Linked DNA regions of Mus musculus: region 2 is linked to region 1. The links are chromatin contacts, found by POLR2A ChIA-PET in ENCODE. All regions are on one chromosome and are shown on one strand. Each heading gives the region's core, a stretch centred on a gene start or an enhancer-like site at or near the end of the contact. The rest is flanking DNA. Distances are from core to core; before and after follow the strand shown. Region 1 holds the start of H2bc18 (H2B clustered histone 18). Region 2 holds the start of Txnip (thioredoxin interacting protein).

What was found. ChIA-PET counts read pairs that join two places held with the same protein, here RNA polymerase II (POLR2A).
Region 2: POLR2A ChIA-PET joins it to region 1 with 25 read pairs in Patski. The contact joins the promoter of Txnip here to the promoter of H2bc18 in region 1. POLR2A ChIA-PET finds 5 or more read pairs at or near these places in 3 of 5 experiments (Patski and embryonic stem cell).

The regions. Positions count from the first base shown.
Region 1 is chr3:96,267,643-96,272,852 of GRCm38, forward strand. H2bc18 (H2B clustered histone 18) reads left to right here and starts at 2,058. Exons shown (of 1, transcript NM_175666.3): 1 at 2,058-2,550. The coding sequence starts at 2,110. The coding sequence ends at 2,490. H3c13 (H3 clustered histone 13) reads left to right here and starts at 1,012. Exons shown (of 1, transcript NM_178215.2): 1 at 1,012-1,513. The coding sequence starts at 1,052. The coding sequence ends at 1,462.
Region 2 is chr3:96,555,677-96,560,886 of GRCm38, forward strand. Txnip (thioredoxin interacting protein) reads left to right here and starts at 2,281. Exons shown (of 8, transcript NM_001009935.2): 1 at 2,281-2,809; 2 at 3,213-3,288; 3 at 3,394-3,541; 4 at 3,657-3,759; 5 at 3,913-4,169; 6 at 4,262-4,418; 7 at 4,532-4,683; 8 at 4,803-5,210. The coding sequence starts at 2,560. The coding sequence ends at 4,853. It overlaps Gm15441 (predicted gene 15441), which reads right to left. Exons shown (of 4, transcript NR_040409.1): 2 at 4,002-4,166; 3 at 1,610-2,721; 4 at 92-384.

The DNA.
Region 1 (5,210 bases), core at 808-3,307:
TTAAAAGCTTTACTTTGAACCAGGCCATAGTAGCACACACCTTTAATCTCAGCACTCAGGAGGCAGAAACAGGCCAGCCTGGTCTACAGATGGGAGTTTCAGGAACCCAAGGCTACATACAGAAATCCTGTGGTGGCCCACGCCTTTAATCCCAGCACTTGGGAAGCAGAGGCAGGTGGATTTCTGAGTTCGAGGCCGGCCTGGTCTACAGAGTGAGGTCCAAGACAGTCAGGGCTACACAGAGAAACCCTGTCTCGAAAAGAAAAGGAAAAAGAATCAAATAAATAAGTGCTCATTTGCTTTGAAAGTTATTTTGACTTGTCATCTAGATGACAGGTTTAACTATTTAGTAGCTGTTCTCCACTGGAAAGGCGGTATTAATACTTCTAGTCTTATCCTTCTGTTATATAAACATTTCATCTGCAGGACTTAATTGGCCGTTAGTGTAGAAGGGAGGTGGAAGGAACGCACTCTAGACAGAAGGAAAGGCGGGAGCGCCATACATAACGATAGTCAGTGTGCAGTAAATGTAAGACCGGCTTTGGTAGGGTTTCGAAATAGGTAAAACTTAAGTTTGCATTTGGTTCCTTTCACTATACATCGTTTTGTCATCTTTCGGCCGTGGTACAATGCGTTCAAATCACTGGGCACAAAGCCTGAAGTTAAATAAATGCTAACTGTCAGAGAAGAGCTACAGTATCTGGTGACTCGCTACAAAGTGAATCGCAGAACATGAAAAGGGCAAGTTTGTTTCCAAAGAAACCTGTTAGAAGAGCACACTGCGTGAGAAACACTTTAAACACTGCATTTAGGAAAGTTACATCAACTGAAAAGCACTATCTTTTTAAAACCCTCTGCGGTTCATAAATACAGGAAGGAAAAGTATCAGGAGAGAAGGAATAGTGTAACCATCTTGAAACTCAGCAAATAGGATCGAATTCTACCCAATCAGACTGCAAGTCCAGAAACTCCTGCTTTCTGGGCCCAATCAAGACGAAGATAAGTCTATAAGTATGGCCACTTGGCGTCTGCAAGCCGAAGTCGCAAAAATATGGCCCGTACGAAGCAGACCGCCCGCAAGTCCACCGGCGGCAAGGCCCCGCGCAAGCAGCTGGCCACCAAGGCCGCCCGCAAGAGCGCCCCGGCCACGGGCGGCGTGAAGAAGCCGCACCGCTACCGGCCCGGCACCGTGGCGCTGCGGGAGATCCGGCGCTACCAGAAGTCGACCGAGCTGCTGATCCGCAAGCTGCCGTTCCAGCGCCTGGTGCGCGAGATCGCGCAGGACTTCAAGACGGACCTGCGCTTCCAGAGCTCGGCCGTCATGGCGCTGCAGGAGGCGAGCGAGGCCTACCTGGTGGGGCTGTTCGAGGACACCAACCTGTGCGCCATCCACGCCAAACGCGTCACCATCATGCCCAAGGACATCCAGTTGGCCCGCCGCATCCGTGGGGAGCGCGCTTAAGCGCCCTGTTTCCCTTCCATCCCCCACAAAGGCTCTTTTCAGAGCCACCTACGTTGTCGATGAAAGTAGCTGTGTCAGCTTTGCAAATTGATTTTCAGTGTTTCAAATACGCCCTCAAGTGTGTCAGGCCTAACAGTTACCAGTAATCACATTCCTTATCCCAGGTTTATTCCATTTAGAGCTGGTCTTGAGCTCACTACTCAAATATGGGCCAGTCCAAAAAAGGAGTTCTAATTAGGGTCTCAGAACTGTGAACCTGAAAAATAGCCCCAAAATTCCAAGCGTGATACCTAAGAGCGATAGTTAACTTATTTCAACCTGGTGTTTTAAGGATCTGTAAGCGAAGGGAACATAAAGAACAGCTGAGGCAAAACTGCCGCTCTCAATAACAGGCTAGCATGAAATGGAAGGCTGCGATTGGCTAGAAAGAATTTCCTCTAAGCACCACCAAGGCTCGCAACCAGAATCGGTTTGAGTAGGCTCCGCCTCCTTGACGCTGACTCTGCTGTAAATCAACCAATAAAAATGGAATACCGTGTGAAACCTCATTTGCATACAAGCTCTATAAGTACCGCATAGCAAGCCGCGCTGAAACAGTTCGTAGTTGCCCGGTCTACCTTACGTTGCATCTTTAGACGCGGAGGAAAATGCCGGATCCAGCGAAGTCTGCTCCTGCCCCAAAGAAGGGCTCTAAGAAAGCTGTCACGAAAGTGCAGAAGAAAGATGGCAAGAAGCGCAAGCGCAGCCGCAAGGAGAGCTATTCTGTTTACGTGTACAAGGTCCTGAAGCAAGTGCACCCCGACACGGGCATCTCATCTAAGGCTATGGGAATCATGAATTCCTTCGTGAACGATATCTTCGAGCGCATCGCAGGTGAGGCTTCCCGTCTGGCGCATTACAACAAGCGCTCGACCATCACTTCCCGGGAGATCCAGACAGCCGTGCGTCTGCTGCTGCCGGGAGAGTTGGCTAAACACGCTGTGTCGGAAGGCACCAAGGCCGTCACCAAGTACACCAGCTCCAAGTGAAGTGCAGCAGAGACGTGATTGATCGGCTTTACCCAAAAGGCTCTTTTCAGAGCCACTTTAGTTCTCAAAAAAAGACTGTAAGCACTAAGGGTCTGATCTAGCAGGTAAGGTTAAGCCATGATGAGTCTGTTACCCTGCAGCGCTCTGGTGCAACATCGAGCGTTTCAAAGTGTTGGGCGGTGTCTTGGCTTGCTCAGCCTGCTCTCTTATATAACCCAAGACTACCAGCCCAGAGATGGTCCCACCCACAAGGGGCCTTTCCCCCTTGATCACTAATTGAGAAAATGCCTTAGAGTTGAATCTCATGGAGGCATTTCCTCAACTGAAGCTCCTTTCTCTGTGATAACCCCAGCTGTGTCAAGTTGACACAAAACTAGCCAGTACAATTGACCCCTTGTCAACTTGACACACAAACACATCACTAGTAAGCCTCAACCCTTACATTCTTATTCATCCCCAAGGTCTAAATAACTTTAAAAGTCCCACAGTCTTTACATATTCTTAAAATTTCAATCTCTTTAAAATATCCATCTCTTTTAAAATCCGAAGTCTTTTTACAATTAAAAGTCTCTTAACTGTGGGCTCCACTAAAACAGTTTCTTCCTTCAAGAGGGAAACTATCAGGGCACAGTCACAATCAAAAGCAAAAGTCAATCTCCAACCGTCCAATGTCTGGGATCCAACTTACGATCTTCTGGGCTCCTCCAAGGCCTTGGGTCACTTCTCCAGCCATGCCCTTTGTAGCACACGCGTCATCCTCTAGGCTCCAGATGCCTGTACTCCACTGCTGCTGCTGCTGCTCTTGGTGGTCATCTCATGGTACTGGCATCTCCAAAACACGGCATGACCCCTTCAGTCCTGGGCCATCAATTGCAACTGAGGCTGCACTTTCACCAATGGCCTTCCATGGCCTCTCACAGTGCCAAGCCTCAGCTGCTCTGCTCAACTCCTTCATGCCTTCAAAACCAGTACCACCTGGGTGACCCTTACACATTACCAAGCCCAGCCACAGCACAAGGTACAACTTTGGCTATATCTGGAACAAAGCCACTGTGCTCTCAGAAAACACTTCCCAGAAGATGTCACCTCAATGATGCTGGTCTCTTCTTAATCACCGCTAATTTCTTAGCTCCAGCTAACCAGCATCAATAGTCCCAGTAATGCAAAGTTTTTGCTTTAGTAGTTCTGGTATCTTGTCAATCACAGCTGATTCTTCAGCCCCAGCTAACCAGAACTACAGAATCTTCACAATCAAAACAGCAATGGCCCTGAAAAGAGTCTTTAATTTTCCCTCTGAAATTTCACAAGCCAGGCCTCCATCTTCTGCACTGTTCTCAACATTATCTTCCAAGCTCCTACACAACATCCGACAGAGCTCTTAACAAACTTTCCAAGCCCAACGTTCCAAAGTCCATCCACAGTCCTCCCCAAAACATGGTCAGGTTGTCACAGGAATACCCCACTCTGCTGGTACCAATTTGTCTTAGTCAGGGTTTCTATTCCTGCATAAACATCATGACCAAGAAGCAAGTTGGGGAGGAAAGGGTTTATTCAGCTTACACTTCCATACTGCTGTTAATCACCAAGGAAGTCAGGACTGGAACTCAAGCAGGTCAGAAAGCAGGAGCCGATGCAGAGGCCATGGAGGGATGTTCTTTACTGGCTTGCCTCTCTTGGCTTGCTCAGCCTGCTCTCTTATATAACCCAAGACTACCAGCCCAGAGATGGTCCCACCCACAAGGGGCCTTTCCCCCTTGATCACTAATTGAGAAAATGCCTTAGAGTTGAATCTCATGGAGGCATTTCCTCAACTGAAGCTCCTTTCTCTGTGATAACCCCAGCTGTGTCAAGTTGACACAAAACTAGCCAGTACAATTGACCCCTTGTCAACTTGACACACAAACACATCACTAGTAAGCCTCAACCCTTACATTCTTATTCATCCCCAAGGTCTAAATAACTTTAAAAGTCCCACAGTCTTTACATATTCTTAAAATTTCAATCTCTTTAAAATATCCATCTCTTTTAAAATCCGAAGTCTTTTTACAATTAAAAGTCTCTTAACTGTGGGCTCCACTAAAACAGTTTCTTCCTTCAAGAGGGAAACTATCAGGGCACAGTCACAATCAAAAGCAAAAGTCAATCTCCAACCGTCCAATGTCTGGGATCCAACTTACGATCTTCTGGGCTCCTCCAAGGCCTTGGGTCACTTCTCCAGCCATGCCCTTTGTAGCACACGCGTCATCCTCTAGGCTCCAGATGCCTGTACTCCACTGCTGCTGCTGCTGCTCTTGGTGGTCATCTCATGGTACTGGCATCTCCAAAACACGGCATGACCCCTTCAGTCCTGGGCCATCAATTGCAACTGAGGCTGCACTTTCACCAATGGCCTTCCATGGCCTCTCACAGTGCCAAGCCTCAGCTGCTCTGCTCAACTCCTTCATGCCTTCAAAACCAGTACCACCTGGGTGACCCTTACACATTACCAAGCCCAGCCACAGCACAAGGTACAACTTTGGCTATATCTGGAACAAAGCCACTGTGCTCTCAGAAAACACTTCCCAGAAGATGTCACCTCAATGATGCTGGTCTCTTCTTAATCACCGCTAATTTCTTAGCTCCAGCTAACCAGCATCAATAGTCCCAGTAATGCAAAGTTTTTGCTTTAGTAGTTCTGGTATCTTGTCAATCACAGCTGATTCTTCAGCCCCAGCTAACCA
Region 2 (5,210 bases), core at 1,031-3,530, 290 kb after region 1:
CCAAGGAGACAGCCCAAGGCAGCACCCTCTCACCCCTTAGCAGCCTCCCCTCCTTCATCTGACCTCAAGGTTTAAAAACAAGAACTTTTTTACATTTAAATTTTTTATTTTGGGTGTCTCTGGAGTGACTACTGGAGAGGGGAAGGAGAGGGGAGGGGGAGAGGGGAGGTCAGAGTTGGTTCTTTTGCTACTGTGTGGGTTCTGCTATTGAACTCAGGTTGGCAGGCCTGGCACCATCTCTCTGGTTCTCCTGAAGTCTTATGTAGCTGGGGCTGAAGAGATGGCTTGGTGGTTGATAGTATCAGAGGAAACGAGTTCGAGTCCCAGAACCAAAAAACGGCAGCTCACAACTCTTAACTCCACTTCTAAGGCATCGGCGGACACCTGCAGCAAGCACACAGGTGGTAGAAGAAAATAACAGCCATATACTTACAAAATTTTTAAATCTTATGTTGCTACATACCACACTATTTAACAACATCGATATATGAACTTTCGGTATATTTTGATATTTCATACCATCAAGCTAAGGTTTTCTCAGATGCCTGCTACAGGCACTGAGAAACTGAAGTTAGTGAGCGACCTACCTCCCTTACAGTATTCATAAATACTGTTTATCGTTGGAAAACACCTGACGCCTAGTTAGTTAACTTTCTGGAACAAACACACCCTAAGGATCAAGGTGTTCCTAGGCCTTGGTGTTGTGTATATGTTTTTGAACCGTGTGATGTTCATCTCTGTGCTTGCTTAAGGTTCAGTTGTAACTTGTTAGCCTTAGGGTGTCAACCCAGTTAGGGCGCGCGGGGGTGGGGGCTGGGGGTGTTGTTTATGAACAGCGGTGAACAGGCATGCAATCGCTTTTTACTTCTCCATCTTAATCTCAGGGCTATATCATCTTTATTTTCCTGCGCAAGGAAGGAGATAGATAGTCTCCTAATAATTCTGCCCAAATATGGAAGGAGTTTAGGACTCAATGACAAGGCTCCGGCGCGGGGTGGGGGTGGGGGTGGGAGTGGGTGGGTGGGTGGGGAATAGAGTAGGGGGCGAAGGGGGAGGGGGTTGCAGGTAATCCTTCACACAAGAGTTTCTTTGCACACTTAAGAGTTATTTCTCTAGTCAGCTCCTGAGGCATCTCTCAGCAAGGTTTGCCAGATAACTAAGTGAAACTAACACAGCTCCAGCGCCGGTGAAATTGAAACAGGCTTAGGGACATGCATTTCATTTAGTGAATTTGGAGAGAGGACAGAGGGGGGAAAAGAATGACAGGAACTCGAAAACAAAGTAAGGAGTGAGGTTCTTTTTCTTCCTTTTTCTTTCTTTCTTTTATTTTATTTTTTTGGTTTGTCCACCTCTTGTTTCCTGGAGAAACAAGGACGGGGGAGCCATCAGTGTGAAAGTAAACACCTCACAAAGCTGCAGTGAGGAACAAGGGAACATATACAAAATGTTCCCCAACTTCACAGGTACACTGAAGAGATGAGGGGATAAGCAACAGGATGTGGACACTCCCTTACTGCTTCCGCTCCAGAGAACAGAATAGAATGTAATGGGCGAGGAACAGTAGCAGCACATAGGGGCATGAAATGAGGGGGAAATGAGGGGAACCCACCAGAGCATTCACCAGAAAGGACTGAAAGCCAGACTTTAAAATATCTGACAAGTTCTCGTCTGGAGAGACCGCAGCCTTTTATTCTTCAATAGAAGTGCAATAGGAGCATATCGGGTGGGCTCTTTCTCACTAACACGACTGCACTCTCGCCCTCCGCTCCATCCTGGAGTATCCTCGGTGCGATGGGATTGTTTTTCACAAGACTTGCGAACTTGTGAGCCAGGAATAAATGGTCACCTCGAAATGAATTGCGCTGGCTCAGGCGAGTCATGAAATCCTCTCCTAAGCACATTTTTCTTTCACCTAAAAAAAGAAGGGGGAAAAAAAAAACAAAGCACACACCCAAATAACCCAGCTCCCAAGAGGAGTCCCCTGGATGAGGTTCAGGGTCCCGGGGTCCCAGCCTCCCGGGGGGAGGGAGGGCACCCGTCGCCCCGGGCCCCGCCCCTCCTGCTGGCAAGGCTGCGCACCCGAACAACAACCATTTTCCCCGCTAGGAGCACACCGTGTCCACGCGCCCCGGCGGCCTCGCTGATTGGTTGGAGGCCTGGTAAACAAGGGCCAAGTAGCCAATGGGAGAACTGTGCACGAGGGCTGCACGAGCCTCCAGGCCAGCACTCGCGTGGAGCGCCAAGCCAGGCGGCTATATAAGCCGTTTCCGGCAGCCGCTTGACACTCTCCTCCTCTGGTCTCGGGGTTTCCAGAGTTTCTCCAGTTGCGGAAGACAGCTGTTATTTTTCTCCTGAAAGCTTTTGGCACAGCCGGCAGGCTGAAACTTCCAGGCACCTTTTGGAAAAGTTGTTAGGGTTTGTTTGAAGCTTTCTTTACATTTTCGTTTGGGTTTTCAAGCCCTGACTTTACGGAGGCGAGCTCTTCGTTTGCTTTGAAGGGTTCTTAAAGATTTTTTTCCTCTCCGGCTTTCGTTTTTCTTGAACCCACTCGGCTCAATCATGGTGATGTTCAAGAAGATCAAGTCTTTTGAGGTGGTCTTCAACGACCCCGAGAAGGTGTACGGCAGCGGGGAGAAGGTGGCCGGACGGGTAATAGTGGAAGTGTGTGAAGTTACCCGAGTCAAAGCCGTCAGGATCCTGGCTTGCGGCGTGGCCAAGGTCCTGTGGATGCAAGGGTCTCAGCAGTGCAAACAGACTTTGGACTACTTGCGCTATGAAGACACACTTCTCCTAGAAGAGCAGCCTACAGGTACTGCTCCCAGCAGGACTGATGGTGACTTGGGAGGTCTGTGGGTCGGGGAGGGCACCACTAAATGTTTCGAGTTGTTCGTTTGAATGGTTTGAACTGTTGGTCCCTATATTTTTTTACTTTGTAATTAGCAAGTTTTTCACTACCCTTCACCCCCCTAGAGTGATTTGAACACTTTCTGAGGTACTGTTTCCTGAAAGTGTTGTCTTAGCTACTACTTAAAGATTAATGTATTTGTGGATTTCGCAACTTTCTGTCCAAGAAAGTGCTCTGGGATCTTTTCTTCCATAGTGTAAGAGATGAAAGTGGAAGTGAAGTAAGGTAGTCTACTGCCCAGGCACTCCTCATTGACGCTTTCAAAATGTAACAAGAAGCCTAATGGCCCCTTGTCTTTGTTTCCCAGCAGGTGAGAACGAGATGGTGATCATGAGGCCTGGAAACAAATATGAGTACAAGTTCGGCTTCGAGCTTCCTCAAGGGTAGGCATCCACCGTGTGCACCTTGCACTCTTATTTCTAAGTCTTCCCCCTCCATTGATCTCTTACAGTTCTTAGCCTTAATTTTGGTTCATTGTTTTGACACAGGCCCCTGGGAACATCCTTTAAAGGAAAATATGGTTGCGTAGACTACTGGGTGAAGGCTTTTCTCGATCGCCCCAGCCAGCCAACTCAAGAGGCAAAGAAAAACTTCGAAGTGATGGATCTAGTGGATGTCAATACCCCTGACCTAATGGTGAGGATTTTTTGTTTTTGTTTTTAAAAAGGTTTTAAAATTCTTCTTGGTCAGGGATAATAAATTAGATGCATGGGGGTTGAAATATCTCAAAACATTATTTCCTTTTACACAGGCACCAGTGTCTGCCAAAAAGGAGAAGAAAGTTTCCTGCATGTTCATTCCTGATGGACGTGTGTCAGTCTCTGCTCGAATTGACAGAAAAGGATTCTGTGAAGGTAAAAACATACTGCTTCAAATGCTAGACAGGATAGCCAGAACTGGGGGTGGGGGGGTTGGGGGTGGTACGGAGAGGGTCGTAGGGTAGAGGCAGAGGAAGTGCTGTTAACTTGCATGGCTATTCATACTTCCTCATTTTATTTTAACTCTAGGTGATGACATCTCCATCCATGCTGACTTTGAGAACACGTGTTCCCGAATCGTGGTCCCCAAAGCGGCTATTGTGGCCCGACACACTTACCTTGCCAATGGCCAGACCAAAGTGTTCACTCAGAAGCTGTCCTCAGTCAGAGGCAATCACATTATCTCAGGGACTTGCGCATCGTGGCGTGGCAAGAGCCTCAGAGTGCAGAAGATCAGACCATCCATCCTGGGCTGCAACATCCTCAAAGTCGAATACTCCTTGCTGGTGAGTGGGTGAGAAGAGAGACAATTACCTGGTTACAAATTCAGTGCTTTCTGTACTCAACCCATCTAACAAACTGCCATCCTCCTCTCTAGATCTACGTCAGTGTCCCTGGCTCCAAGAAAGTCATCCTTGATCTGCCCCTAGTGATTGGCAGCAGGTCTGGTCTGAGCAGCCGGACATCCAGCATGGCCAGCCGGACGAGCTCTGAGATGAGCTGGATAGACCTAAACATCCCAGATACCCCAGAAGGTAAGCTGCAGCCGGATAGGTTCGAGTTATTTTGATCTGCTTGGGCTTGTGGAGTTGGGGTGACCTGGCATTTATTTCTTAGTCGGACTTCTGACACCGTTTTCTCTCTTCAGCTCCTCCTTGCTATATGGACATCATTCCTGAAGATCACAGACTAGAGAGCCCCACCACCCCTCTGCTGGACGATGTGGACGACTCTCAAGACAGCCCTATCTTTATGTACGCCCCTGAGTTCCAGTTCATGCCCCCACCCACTTACACTGAGGTGAGAACTGCTATTCTCACAGGGTCAACATTTTGTCCTAGGCCTTTTGAAGGAAGGGTTAATGTGGGTTTTCTACTTAACTAAAAAACCTGAAAATTTCCTCTCTATTCCCCTTCCAGGTGGATCCGTGCGTCCTTAACAACAACAACAACAACAACAACGTGCAGTGAGCCTGCAGGAAATGAAGCATCTGTATTAGCGCATTTCTTTCTGCCTCTCTGCTTGAACTCCAGTGTTTCAGAGACTCAGTCTCTACAGCGGGGAACGGGTACACCCCAGCCGCTGACTCCTCAAGATGGGTGGCAATCAGTAGGCGGGTCTCCGGCTTCAAGTGGTGCAGACCAGTGCCCGCACTGTGGCATAGGAGTGTTTGCTGGGTGGATGTCAGAACACTCTTAGAAAAATTGAGACCTGACCACTTTCTCGGATGTTGGAAATGAAGAACTTGTTTGTGTTGACTGAGTCAGGGCACTGCTGACCTTCTGGCGTTGTCTTTCCAAGGTTTTTGTTTTAAAGGGACTTTTAAA